Linked DNA regions of Mus musculus: region 1 is linked to region 2. A link is a contact called in ENCODE Hi-C or POLR2A ChIA-PET data. All regions are on one chromosome and are shown on one strand. The core of a region is the stretch at or near the end of the contact, and the rest is flanking DNA. Distances in the headings are between cores, read along the strand shown. Region 1 holds the start of Lmo7 (LIM domain only 7). Region 2 holds the start of Tbc1d4 (TBC1 domain family, member 4).

Region 1 (6,059 bases), core at 285-2,784, 120 kb after region 2:
AGTGATTACAGCAGGCCAATTAAAAAAAAAAAAAAATAAGGCTTCGGGATAAACAGAAACCATCACCCCAATCCAGATGGTCTTCATTCACAAGAGCAAGTGGGTTCCAACCCAGCCTTTAGATCTAACTTCCAGGAGGCAGGAAGTACTGGGAGAGAAATGTGGTGAAGACACCACAAAGAAGCCATAAGACAAATCCAGAAGGCAACTTGTTTCTTTCAACACACGATGCCATTCCAAAAAAGGAAGAAGGGGCTTGAGGAGGAGGCCCTTCTAGGGTAAAAAATCCGCAATCAAACGGAATGCAGATTCTCTGATTGCCTCGAGGTCTAGGTAAGTCAGCTGCAAAGGACGCTTTGGCATCCTAGGGAAATCCGAGCCCGGTTGATTAGCAATTTTATTGGCTTTATTTAGTTACATGTGAAAATGGTCTATGATATTGCAGGATAGTGTTCGTTAAAGATGAACTGTATCCTGGGATATTTAGAGCTGAAATGTATCCTACTTTAAACCTCTCTATAGTGAGATAAGCCCAAGTGCTAATGATCATTAAACAGAAGCTAGGCTGTTTCCGTAGACAAGATTCTCTGCCATACGTTTGAAAATTTCTTTAATCACACACACACACACACACACACACAAAGAAAAAAAAGAAAAAAAAAAGAAAAGAAAAAAAGAATGAAATGTTGCGTCTCCTCCAGAAAAGAAGGGCTGATCTTATCTTCTTCCATAGGTCAAGTACCCTGGTTGGAGCCCAGAGAGTCCCCAGAGTTTCCTTGGAGAGATCGCGGGGCATTGGACCACCTGTGCACTTTGCTGGCCAGGCCCCGAGCACTTACTCAAACTCTCTGCTCACTCTGAATAACCAGTCACCTTTGCCACACCACGAAGGGTACAGGTTTTGATTCTCCGGGGGAGGGCGGGCCAATGTCCAGAACTGGGCCAAGCAGGCAGGAGAGGTGGGAGAAAAGCCAAGTTCCTTCGGTTCACCGTACCCTTGAGGCGAGAGGGGAAATGAAGCCACAGGTCTTCCCCACGGACCCACCTGCGATCGGGGGAGGAGCGACGCCAGCCCAGACTAGGGGACCAGCCGCCAGTGCCCAGGCCGGTACCCTCACCTGCGGCCGGAAGCCGGGGCAGTAGCGGGGACCGCGCAGCATCTGGGACCGGTCAGCGAGCTCCGTGGAGCCGGAGGGTAGTGGCGTGGAGGCCTGGTGGCTCCGCGTCCCCGCGGGGGAAGTTTCTTGGCCCGGAAAGGTGCAATTGTGTGCAGCTATTCCTGGTATGTCAGGCCGCAGGCAGAAGGGGCGCCGCCTCCCGAGAGAGCCCGGGACTGGGAAGGCGGGTAGAGGCGGGAAGGATGCCGGCTGGGGCGCATCTCCCCGCCCAGATAATTCTGACCAGAGAGGTGGCTGCAAGGACCCTGGCGAGGGGCAAGGACGGAAGCTGGGACCGGCCCGTAGGGGGTGGGCCGGGGCGGGGCTACTGTCGAGGGCGGTGACAGCGCTTGCGACTTTTGAAGTTCCCAGGAGTCCCGGCTCCTTCTGCACACCGCTTCCAGTTGCCTCTTCACCTCCTCCTGCTCCAGTCAGGCTGAACTTGAGCCGATTTCTAGAGTTTGGAGAAAGCAACTCCTGCAAATTCTTCTAGGTTCCTGAACTCAAACTGCACGTCGCTACAAAGGGCGGGGGACGCGTGGCGTGGGAGCTCTGGGTCCCGGCGCGCACCCACTGAGCTGCTCCTCTCCCTCTCTTGCCCTAGACATGGAAGGGATGGAGGACGCCGAGGCCGATTGCTCTGTTGCATTCGCAGAGGCTCAGAGATGGGTGGAGGTGAGTGTCTTTTCCAGTTCTTTACAGATGAATTTACACTTTCCGTGCCTGAGTCTTCTTGGGTTTCCCACCAATCTGAGCTTACGTCCGTCCGGTGACCTAGGCTGAGTAAAGAGGCAGTTTTGGGTACAGTGCAAAATTTCCCTCTCTAGTCTTCTGATGCCTAGCCCTCCTCAGACTTTCTTGCAGATCTCCCAGCGCTTGTCCACCAGGTTTGGGTATCGCACTTCCCAAAAAGCGGGGCACAGAGCTAGGCTGGGGACCTCGGGCGCATTTCTTCGGGATGCAGTTGCTTATCACGCACCTGGGTAGCCAGTGTATTCAGCACGGGGTGTGAGCCTAGAGAGTTGGGGGGCTGCCATCCTTCCCTCTCCCGCTCTCTTCCTCTCCAGTTGAGAAACTAAAATATCCTAAGCTCCTTTACAGACGGCTTGTTATTCTTCCAGCTGTGCCTCACAGACAAGATCTTCTGTTCCTTTTATTGTCACGAAGGAGAGATAGTCTCTACATGGTCGCCTTCGGACTAGCCTGTTTTATTCCGTTGCTGACCACCTAGGTGGGTTGTGCTTGTGAATGAACTCAAGGCACCCCACACCTGGGCTCTAGTACCGAGTTACAACTCTAGACTTATGAGGTGACTTTCCGGATGGGTCAAAAGAATCCTTCCCAAAGTGGGACTCAGAATAACTGATGGTTATAAAATTGTTGCCCACACCAACCCTGACGTCATTTTGGAGTTAGTGGTGCCACATGCTGTTTTATCCAACAGCTAGGGAATTTAATTCAGGGCCTGGGACATGCTAGATAAGAGCGGCTACTCCTGAATCACGCCTGCAGCCCCTCAATCTACCTAAAAATTCAAATTAGGCTACTAAGAATATAGGGGAAGCTAGTTCTTTAAAAGTCATTTTATTTTATGTTTTAAAGAAATACATGTAGGGTCCCACTAGCTTGAGGACCTGCTTTTGGGTCTCTAGCACCCGTGGAAAAAAGCCATTGCAACTCCAGGACAGGCAGGGCTGCTGAGGCAGAAGTATTCAGTGTGACTTAGCCAAAATGGTGGCTTCCAAGTATATACCCCAACCCCCATCGGAATCTACATCCACATACATACCTACAAACACACACACACACACATACACACACATACATACCTACAAACACACACACATACATACCTACAAATGCTCACACACACACACACATACATACCTACAAATGCTCACACACACACACACACACATACATACTCACACATACCTACAAACACTCACACACACACACATACATACCTACAAACACACACACACACACATATACATACCTACAAATACACACATACACACTCACATACATACATACCTACAAACACACACATACTCACACACGCTCATACACACACACACACACATATATATATACCTACAAACACATACACATACATACACACATACACACCTACAAACACTCACACACACATACACATTTTAAAAATATCATGTACTTATGAGGAAAAAAAATAAATGTTAAATGTTATACTTCTGTATAGTAAGAGGGCAGGAGATATGAGTGACCTCACTTTCTAGATGGTAGAAGTGTCTCAGATGGTAGCTTTTGGTGTCTTTAAAGGCTGAAACTTTGAGCTGTGCCAAGGTGACTTGGAGAGATGGGAGGAAGGGTATGGAAGGCTGGGAGAAGTTACAAACACTGCATTCAGAATTGAAATGAGAGTGGAAAAATCCCAGCAATGGAGTTAAGAGAAAAAATAACTTTGCTCCTTCATAAACCTGGAAAAATCAAGGCTTTACCTGTAATTTTCCATCAGTGGTGTTTGCGCTGCATGGTTTCAGAAAGCAAGCTGAAGTCACCATTCACTTTTTTCATATGAGTGTATGGGATGGAAGGGGGAAGGGGCCATTTCCATTCACACCCCCTGAGTCTGGGTGGTATTGGCAATTTGGGGTCATTCACAGTTTATAGGTGGTGTTGCAAGACTTATACTTGTTTCTGAAACTGTGCATAGCGTTCTTTTCTTACCCAGGGGTTAGTATCTGGATCTTAAGAAAGTCAATACTATTTGTGTATCTTAGCACGCTTACAGTTGTGTAAAAGTTCTGCGAACAATTTGCATACTATGACCTCCTTGCAAGTGTGATGGTCTGAAAGATAATCATTATGTGTGTGCATCTTCTCCCTCAGTCCCAGCCTGTGGAAAGGCTTAGCAGCAGTGCTTTGACAACTTGGTATGTTCCTTATTTACAGAGAGTACAGAGTTTCTAAAGCTACTGTCAGATTCCTTTAATATAGTTACAGAAATTAAAATTAATTTTTTTTACTCCTCACACTAGTTGGACTACTGTTAAATGTTCTTGAAGATATTTGAATGGGTTTTGTATTCATATTTGTTTATTTATTCACTTATTTATTTCCAGACATGGGAGGCTTGGATATCCTGGAACTCGTTATGTAGACCAGGCTGGCTTTGAACTCTTGGAGATTACCTGTTCTGGTTCTAGAGTGCTGGCACTGAAGGTGTTCAGTATCATGCCTGGCCTCATGTTCTTATTTAAAAATTTTATCATCTATTCTTTAGGAGGACCCTGGGCATTTGAAGTCATGCTAGTTGGTTCTCTTGTTAGGGTTTTTGTTTGTGTTTGTTTTGTTTTTTCGACTAAAGCACACACATATTAAAGACATTCCTTTGTCCAAAGAGCAGAATGTCTGACTTTCATTGCCACACAGCCCATTGCTTTCAAGAGGACCCTTAGTTTGAAGATAAAGTGTTAATTTCAAGGTATTTTCTGAAGCATTTTGGACCATGAATGAGATAGTATCATACAGTTCTCTTGTTTGTTAATCTTCTCTTCTTTGTTCTTTCTGTGAGTTTTCTCTACATGGCTTCTGATTCATTTATCTCACGTGTTTAGGTATGTACATGTGCCATAACCTGTAGTATTGCAGAGAAGATAGCCTGCTGTCTAAATCGTCACCTAAAGTTTTATAGGGAACTATATTTTTCTACTGTGGTGTGGCGGGGGACTAAACATAGCCACCTCACGTATGACATAGGTGCTCATCCACTGAGCTACCTGCCTCACCCCTTCAGCTGCAGTTTTGAGTCTCCCAAGGTCCAGAAACTCCAATAACCTTGTACAACTTTAAATGATGACCGGACTTCATGTCAGTCTGAGCTTCCCATTTCTCACCAGTGACGGCAAATGCATAACGTGCTATTCTTCACACAAAAAATTGATGTAGTTAAAGTTTATTTTGAGGGGATGTATGGAGCAAGTGGGATGTGATGACTCTTGTCACTCTACTGGTTTCTCTTTTGCTTCATTTGAAATTATACTTCGATTCTTAAGAAAAAAAAATGAAGACACTAAGCAGGTTTGTCCACTCGGGAATTAATTCTGCAGTGAAAACAAATGTGGAACTGGATCCCTTCTAGATATTGCGACAGAATGACATCAGATGATTATCTAGGTGGAAATGTGGTTTGGAATATTAATAATGTAGCAGGGCTAGTTTATGATTAAACATTGGTTTAAAACAGCGTGAGCAGTGGTTTGCAGGCAAAGCCCTCCTAGCAAGGTCATAGAGTAGATGATGGAGTGGTTGAAAACACAGCCTAGACTCACTAATTTTAGTTCGCTTCTGCTGTGCCTTTTAATTTCCTATACCTAATAGTTTCCTCTGTCTGCTTAGGGACAAACCCTTAACTTAAACAGATAAAGTACTGATGAGATTAAACACCAGGGGTGCAGTTCACAGCTTGATCACTGGTTTCCAGGCTGTGAGTTCTTTTTGCTCTCTAGGTATGCCACTTAGGCAGAGCTGTGTTTATGGCTCACTTGATTCGCTGCTTCCTTGCCCTGCTCCTCCCCCACCCCCTTCCTGCTATCTCTGGGTTTGAGTCTTTCAGTATCACTATGATCTTGTAAAAGCACAGAAGGGTGCCAGCGTGAGTACATCGCCAAGTTTGGCATCAGAATAAGAGCCCTGGCTCTTTGTTTACTTCCCATTGGTCTGGTCTTCTACGTGTCCTAAGTTTTATCCTTCAAAGACGGTCTGTCCCTAGGGCTCTTTGGCTTGCCTCTGTGCAGAAGGAGTTTAGAAAAGTAAAGAATCCCTTGGTTTTAAACAATGGTACTTTCTGGGTCCACCACTGATATAAGCACAGTTCTACCCTTCATCCTCACTAAACTGTATCCTTTCTATCCATGG
Region 2 (6,597 bases), core at 3,672-6,171:
ATGAACCACAACAGTGACCTATAAAGCAAGAGATCTGTAAAGGTGCAATAGTGGCACTCGTATTTTGGTGGTGACCAATAGCTGTCTAGTTGAGTTTAAGGCCCACTTGGGAGTAAATCCATTGGTAGTGCTTGAAACCTAGCCAATTACCCAAAGTGAGGAAGGTCATGGGTCTCAGAGGTGAACCTACGATGTCACCACTTTAGTAGACCAGCATCATTCCTAACTGTGCTCTAATACTTATCCTCATACTGACAGTTACTATATAGCTCTACTAGCTAACAGTTATCTTTGTATTATAGTTCTCACCCATCATCAAGGAAGCTGCTCTTTACAGAAGTCAGAGACCACTACAGAAAACCACAACTGGTCAGATGCGGAAAGCAACTGATCCTGGGGTACCCAGCCCCAGTGGATACAGCTACAATACAACTCCTGCACCTAGAACTCAGCGACCATCTTGGAAGAGAGGGCAGAAAGATCGTAAGAGCCACGAGAGCAAGAATGTTGCCGAGAGATTGTGTCTCCTGGAATGACAGAGGAGCGACAACCATGATACCTCAATAATGTATACGTCTGGCTAAACAAGACCTGAGCAATAACACCAATAAAAAGAAATGCTAAGGTAGAAAGAGGAGATCTCATTGGGCCCCAGCCCTACACAAAGAACCACAAGCAATTAATAACCTGCTGAGTAAGAGTTAGTCTCTCCCAAGGATGAGTTCTCAAACTGGTCACCAAATACAAGTGGCCAGCCCTGAAATCATACACATAATAAAAGAAATATTATATATATATGTATATATATATATACACATATATGTATATGTGTATATATACATATATATATATGAACACATATATAAAAGAATATGTATGAATATATGAGAATATATACACAACAGGTTATATGTATATATTTATACATACATATATACATAAAAATAGTAATCAAAGAAAAAGAAGGCGTGGATGTGAGAGATAGTGAGGAGGACTGTAGGAAGGACTGGAGGGAGGGGACATAGGAGGGGGGAAAGGCAAGGGAAATTATGTAATTATAGTTTAATTGAAATCTTTTGTATCCGTTTTTTTTTGTTTTTTTTTTTTTTTTTTTGAAATAGAGTTTCTCTCTATAGCCCTGGCCGTCCTGAAGTTCCCTCTATACATAAGGCTGGTCTTGAGCTCAGAGATCTGTCTGCCTCTGCCTCCTGAGTGAGTGCTGGGATTAAAAATGTGTGCCAACATGTCTGGCTTTTAAAATAATTTTTTTTTCTTTAAGTCCATATACGTAAGGGGGTGGGCTGGGGTGTGGAGAATTAGCATAAACATTCTGTTGGTATAGTAATAGCACATTCAGCCTCTAACGCTTAACTCTGCAGTAGAGCTATATCCAAGCACGTGTGTAATTGACTCCAAATCCAGGCATCCAGAAGGGACCCAGTAACTACTGCTGAGAGCCCACAGTGCCAATGCCTGCAAGGAAATGAGCAAGGATGCTTCTTCAACAGAGCAGACCCAAAGAAGAAAGGGTAATATAAACCAGTCAGCGTCACCACAAGGCCTGGCAACTGTAATGCATTCTTCCCTATGGCCAGAACCAGAACATTGTGTTAGGATACAGGAAAGATAGTGATAATCTCACCTGTGAGTTTTAAATAAATAAGCATAAAATGAATCTCACTGGCTACCCATGGTAGGGAATTTGAAGTCATTTGTAATGAAGTATTCTGTGGCAAACAATTAAAATCACCACCAGGAGGCCTCAACCCTACACAAGGAACTGCAGGCAGCTAAGAAATGCTTAAGCTAAGATAAAGAAGAGCACGGGTCATCCAATGTTGAAGCCCTGAAGACATACACACCATACAGACTTAGCAGCTTGAGATATATGAAATTTAAATTTGAAAAAGAGCAAGGAGGGCTACGTAGGAGGGCTTGGAGGGAGGAAAGGGTAGTAAGGAATGATGTCATTTTATAATCTCAAAAATAAAGGAAATAATAAAAGAAAGTCTAATTGCCCTCTTCACATTACCAGTTCTGGTTGTTTAAGGCATTTGTCTCTTGGGGACTGGTATGGTCATCCAAAAGGACTTCCTGCTCTTCCAGAGGACCAGCGTGTGCTTCTAGCACCTGACAACCACCTGTACTATAATGGTTCAAGGGCATCCAAAGCCCTCTTCGGGCCTCTTCAGGCACAAGTTTTACACACACACACACACACACACACACACACACACACACACACACACACATGCACGCACACAAACACAAATAAATAAATATAAAAAAAAATCCCCCCAAAATAAAAATATTCAAAAGGGTATTTTTCTCTTCTAGAAAGTAATGAAAGAAACTAAAGGCAATTGTCTTTTACTTCAGTTTTGTTATGGGACTTTTGTGGATTGCTAGTATCAAATAATATTTTTAAAGTTCAATTATGGAATGAGAATAAAATAAGGACTTATTATAGGATGTTCTTCTAGTCTTAATTTCTCAGCCACCAAAAGAATACATCTGAGACTACTTATTTATTTATGTTTGGTCAACAAATTATGTTTTTAGAAAATAGCAAAGGGGTGGGGCTTTAATACTGGAAAGCAAACTAACACAAAGCACACACACACACACACACACACACACACACACACACACACACACATTTCTTTCCACACTTCTAAGCCTGTTTACCAAGGCACAGTTACTATAAGTTTTCCTCTTTCTTTTAGAGCAGGGATTCTCAGCCTCCCGATGCGTGACCCTCTAATACAGTTCATTACGTTGTGATGACCCCTAACCATAATATTATTTCGTTACTACGTCATAACTGTGATTTTGTTAGTTATGGATCGTAATGTAAATATCTGATATGCACGATCTCTGATATGCAGCCCCAGGTTGAGAACTGCTGTTATATTTGCACGTGCTCATTAAGGAACTCAAGGTTCTATTTAGTAACAGAACACTTCGAGTTAGAAAGCTCTGGAGAAATACTGGACACTAAGCTAGAAGAGTATAATGCTTTAAAATGACATTTGAAACTCCTCTATCACACTGATTTTTAAGTTACTCAAATATGCAGTTATTGTCTCAGTGGGTGCAAAAAATAATAGAAAGGTCTTCCGACTCCATATTTGCAGAATCATACTTACCTGACATTCTGACATTTCTAACTTCCTTAGACTGGCCTCTGAAATCACACACCCCCAGGCCCAGATACTTATAGGTACTTTGGTGACAGTGACGCGCCAGCCAAACAAGTATAAATGCAATACTACCGAGCCTGAGAACCGGTGCCCCGTGCTCTCCAAGCGCTTCCAAGAAACACACACTTTCACACACGCACACAGGCGAAAGCCAGGCAAGCCATCCATCACCAGTCACCAGGATCCTCCTGGGATCCGCGCTTTTCCTTGAGTCCTCTGCAGACTTGCCAACTCCTCCCAGGTCCCAAGACCACTCTGAGTCTACTTCCCTTCCTCCCGCTCTGGGCAGCCAGCCGGTCCCCAAGACCAGAGCAGCAACGAATCGCTTTCTCTCCCATTCCCATATCCCAAAAACAGAACGAGGGGAGCACCGGAGCGCGCCACGTGGAGCGCAAGCCAGCAGCCAGATCCAAGACAGTTCTTAAAAGAGAGGCCCCTGCCTTGCCAGTCCGGGTGGCCCCAGTCCCGCCCCCTGGCACCCACAACTTACCTGGTTAGGATCCGTGGCGCGGAAAACGTGGCAGGCCATCTGTGACTCGGGGTCGTCGGGCTGCGCCTTGATCAAATAGGCAAAGTAGGTGAGGTCGTGACTGTTGTGGATGAAGCGCGAGATGTGCTGAGCCTTGTGCTCGAAGATGAACACCCCGGTGTTGGGCTGCACAGCCCCGGAGCCTGCGCCCCCGCCGACCCCGGCACCCGGCGCAGGGACACAACGCAGAAAGGGGGCGCTGAGCACCAGGATCACCTCCCGGGCTGCGGGCGCCCCGCAGCCGCCCGCATCGGGCTTCTGGCTGCGCCGACGGATCTCGGCCATGAGCCAAGGGAGCATGGGTAGCGTGGTCCTGCGATCCAAGCAAGACCCTCCCACGTACCATAGCCGGAAGCGCTTGTCGCCAGGCTTGGTGGCACCTGGCTGTGCTGGGGCACTCGGCTCAGGCTCCAGGGGGTGCGGGAAAGGCTCATCCTGAATGCAGCTAGGCGACTCCATAACTCGCGCCTAGCGAGGGCACCGCGCCCCCAACTCTCACTGTGCAGGAGCCGAGGAAACTGCTAACTGTCGCCCCAGGCCCCCGCGCCTGCCTTGGTGCCACCAGTTCTTAAAGTCCGTGCTTCAGCGGCCCTGCCCCATGCGACACTTCCCCGGGCGCGGCTCCGAGCCTTTGGCTGCAGCTCAGTGGACTAGCGGGAGACCCAGGCTCACGCGCGCATCCTCCTTCCTGGAGATCGCGCCCCAGGGCAGGTCTGTTCTCCAGCCGCCGGTCCGTCCTTGGGGTCCGGGACCAGGGCAGCCGCGGTCTCTCGATCCTGCTCGGGCTCCTGCTCCTGCAGCCCGCTGCGGCCGGCGCGCTCACCCAGCGCTGGCACGGGAAGGCTGGGCGGAGAGTGGAGCTGTGGGCGGGAAGGGGCGACTGGGGCGGAGCTGACTCCTAGCAGGGTGACCGGCTGTCACCTGGAAGGTCGGGGGTGCCCGCTTGCGGCCCGCTCAGTCCTGGAGAACTAGTCCAATGGAAAATAACAAAAACAAACGTGGCCTCGAGCAGGCAGCTCCTGCACCCGCCGATTCTGCAGCCCAGCTCGCTGCTCCTCCTCCAGGGTTCCCGTCCCTCCCTCGCTCGCTCCTTCCTTCCTTCCTCCCAGGCTGCTACTTTAAAGCCGGCTGCTACTCCGCCTCTAGTCTACGGGCGCAGAGCTTTGCCAAGAAGCTGAGGTCGCCTCCCTGCCTCCTCCTCCGGCCTCCGCCCCTCATCTCGCCTCGGGGGGCAGTCGTACCCAGCTTGGCGAGGGCACTTCCCGGAGCAGGCTGGCCTCTCTCCTCCTGGAGACTCTACTGCCCCCTGGAGAGGGGCCATTCGCAGTGGGGCGCTGGGATTTTGTTTTTGAGCAATATTTGCTTAGTTTTATTCTGTCTAAAGCCTGAATATTACTATGTTCTGCATCCTTTTTCTTAATCTCAAGGACTCATCAGGATTTGATCACAATTCTATGATAAAATACATTCCAATATTCACTTTAAATTTCAACATTGCTTGATATGAATCTTCCCATTTCTTAGTGCAGCTAACTTCTTAAAATACACAGAAGTTAAACTTCTTTACCCATGCCCATTTCAGAGCTAGTGCAAAATTCTTCCCTTTTACATATGAGAATACATATTTCAAAAAAATTAGGGATAATTTGATTATTGTAATTTTAAAACAAAACAGTAAAATATAATTCCTTTTCCATTCTAGCATTTTAAATGGGTTTTGTTATTGGTGCTGCTGTGTGTTTAGTGTTAGTATTTTTAAGTCAAAGTCTCCTTCCTAGATAGTACAGGTTGACTTGGTACACTCTATCCTCCTGCCTCAGTTTTCCAAGACCTGGGATTATAGGAATGTACCACCATCCTCGGTGAACTCTCATACCTTCGTTATACCTTTGCTGGATGATAAGGAATGAGCAGGAGAAAAACCAAAATAAAGGAGGAAACTTTAGGGGTTTTTGTTTTATTTTGTTTTTCGAGACAGGGTTTCTCTGTGCAGTCTTGGCTGTCCTGGAACTCACTATGTAGACCAGGCTGGCTTCGAACTCAGATCCACCTGCCTCTGCCTCCCGAGTGCTGGGATTACAGGCATGTGCCACCACTGCCCAGCAGGAGGAAACTTTAGACTTACTTTTTTCCAGGTGCTTAGAAGAAAAAATGAAAACTCCAGGGTTTTGTTTTGTATTTAGTGGTCTTGTGATTTTCTCTAGGGTCATTTTGCTTCCTGTTCAGACAAAGTCAATAGGGTCAAATATGCTACACTTCTGGGACCACCACATAGCTAGCCTCTTTTTAAGAACCATCTATGTTCCAGGATGAAGATGTTATCAATTGGTTGAAGTCGTTTACTTTAACATGAAAAAAAAATCTCTGTGGAAAATACAACTCAAGTCTTCAAGGAGGAATTAAACACTCTGAGAACAGAGATAGAAATTGTCTAAGATTACAGCAGACTTCGTGCACAGATCTCATTTCCCTAAGTCGCACCTCTGACACTTGTGAAAGAGAAGGAAAAGAAAAAAAGCCATGGCTCAGTTAGAGAAGCCTTAGTGGTCCCTCCAAGTCAATCAGTGTGCGGACTAGGACTGTGTTTGGAGCCCCACTGGACCAGTTCCTACTGGCATAATTAACTCAAGCCAGAGAGAATAAACTTTTGGTGATTGGCAGGAAAGGCAAGCTAACTGTGGTTGTACCGGTCACTCTTTATTTCAGAGATGTTTACCTTTCATTTATAAATCGTACTACTATCTGGGAAGATGGCTGTCTCTGCCCTCTTTAAGTTGAGCATGGCCACGTGACATGACAACGATGTGTGAACAGAAGTGACTCGGGTCATGTCTGAAGGACAAGCATTTAACTGGAAGCAGAAGA

The links. A loop is a pair of places that touch in the nucleus more often than their neighbours do. ChIA-PET counts read pairs that join two places held with the same protein, here RNA polymerase II (POLR2A).
Region 1: a loop to region 2 is called in a map of heart, with 3 times the contacts of the local background. The contact joins the promoter of Lmo7 here to the promoter of Tbc1d4 in region 2. A Hi-C loop is called at or near these places in 1 of 37 maps with a recorded cell type or tissue (heart). POLR2A ChIA-PET finds 5 or more read pairs at or near these places in 2 of 5 experiments (Patski and embryonic stem cell).

Annotation. Positions count from the first base shown.
Region 1 is chr14:101,728,394-101,734,452 of GRCm38, forward strand. It overlaps Lmo7 (LIM domain only 7), which reads left to right and starts at 1,535. Exons shown (of 31, transcript NM_201529.2): 1 at 1,535-1,832. The coding sequence starts at 1,764. It overlaps Gm9922 (predicted gene 9922), which reads right to left and starts at 1,335. Exons shown (of 2, transcript NR_168926.1): 1 at 1,119-1,335; 2 at 1-996.
Region 2 is chr14:101,604,270-101,610,866 of GRCm38, forward strand. It overlaps Tbc1d4 (TBC1 domain family, member 4), which reads right to left and starts at 4,922. Exons shown (of 19, transcript NM_001081278.2): 1 at 3,694-4,922. The coding sequence starts at 4,191.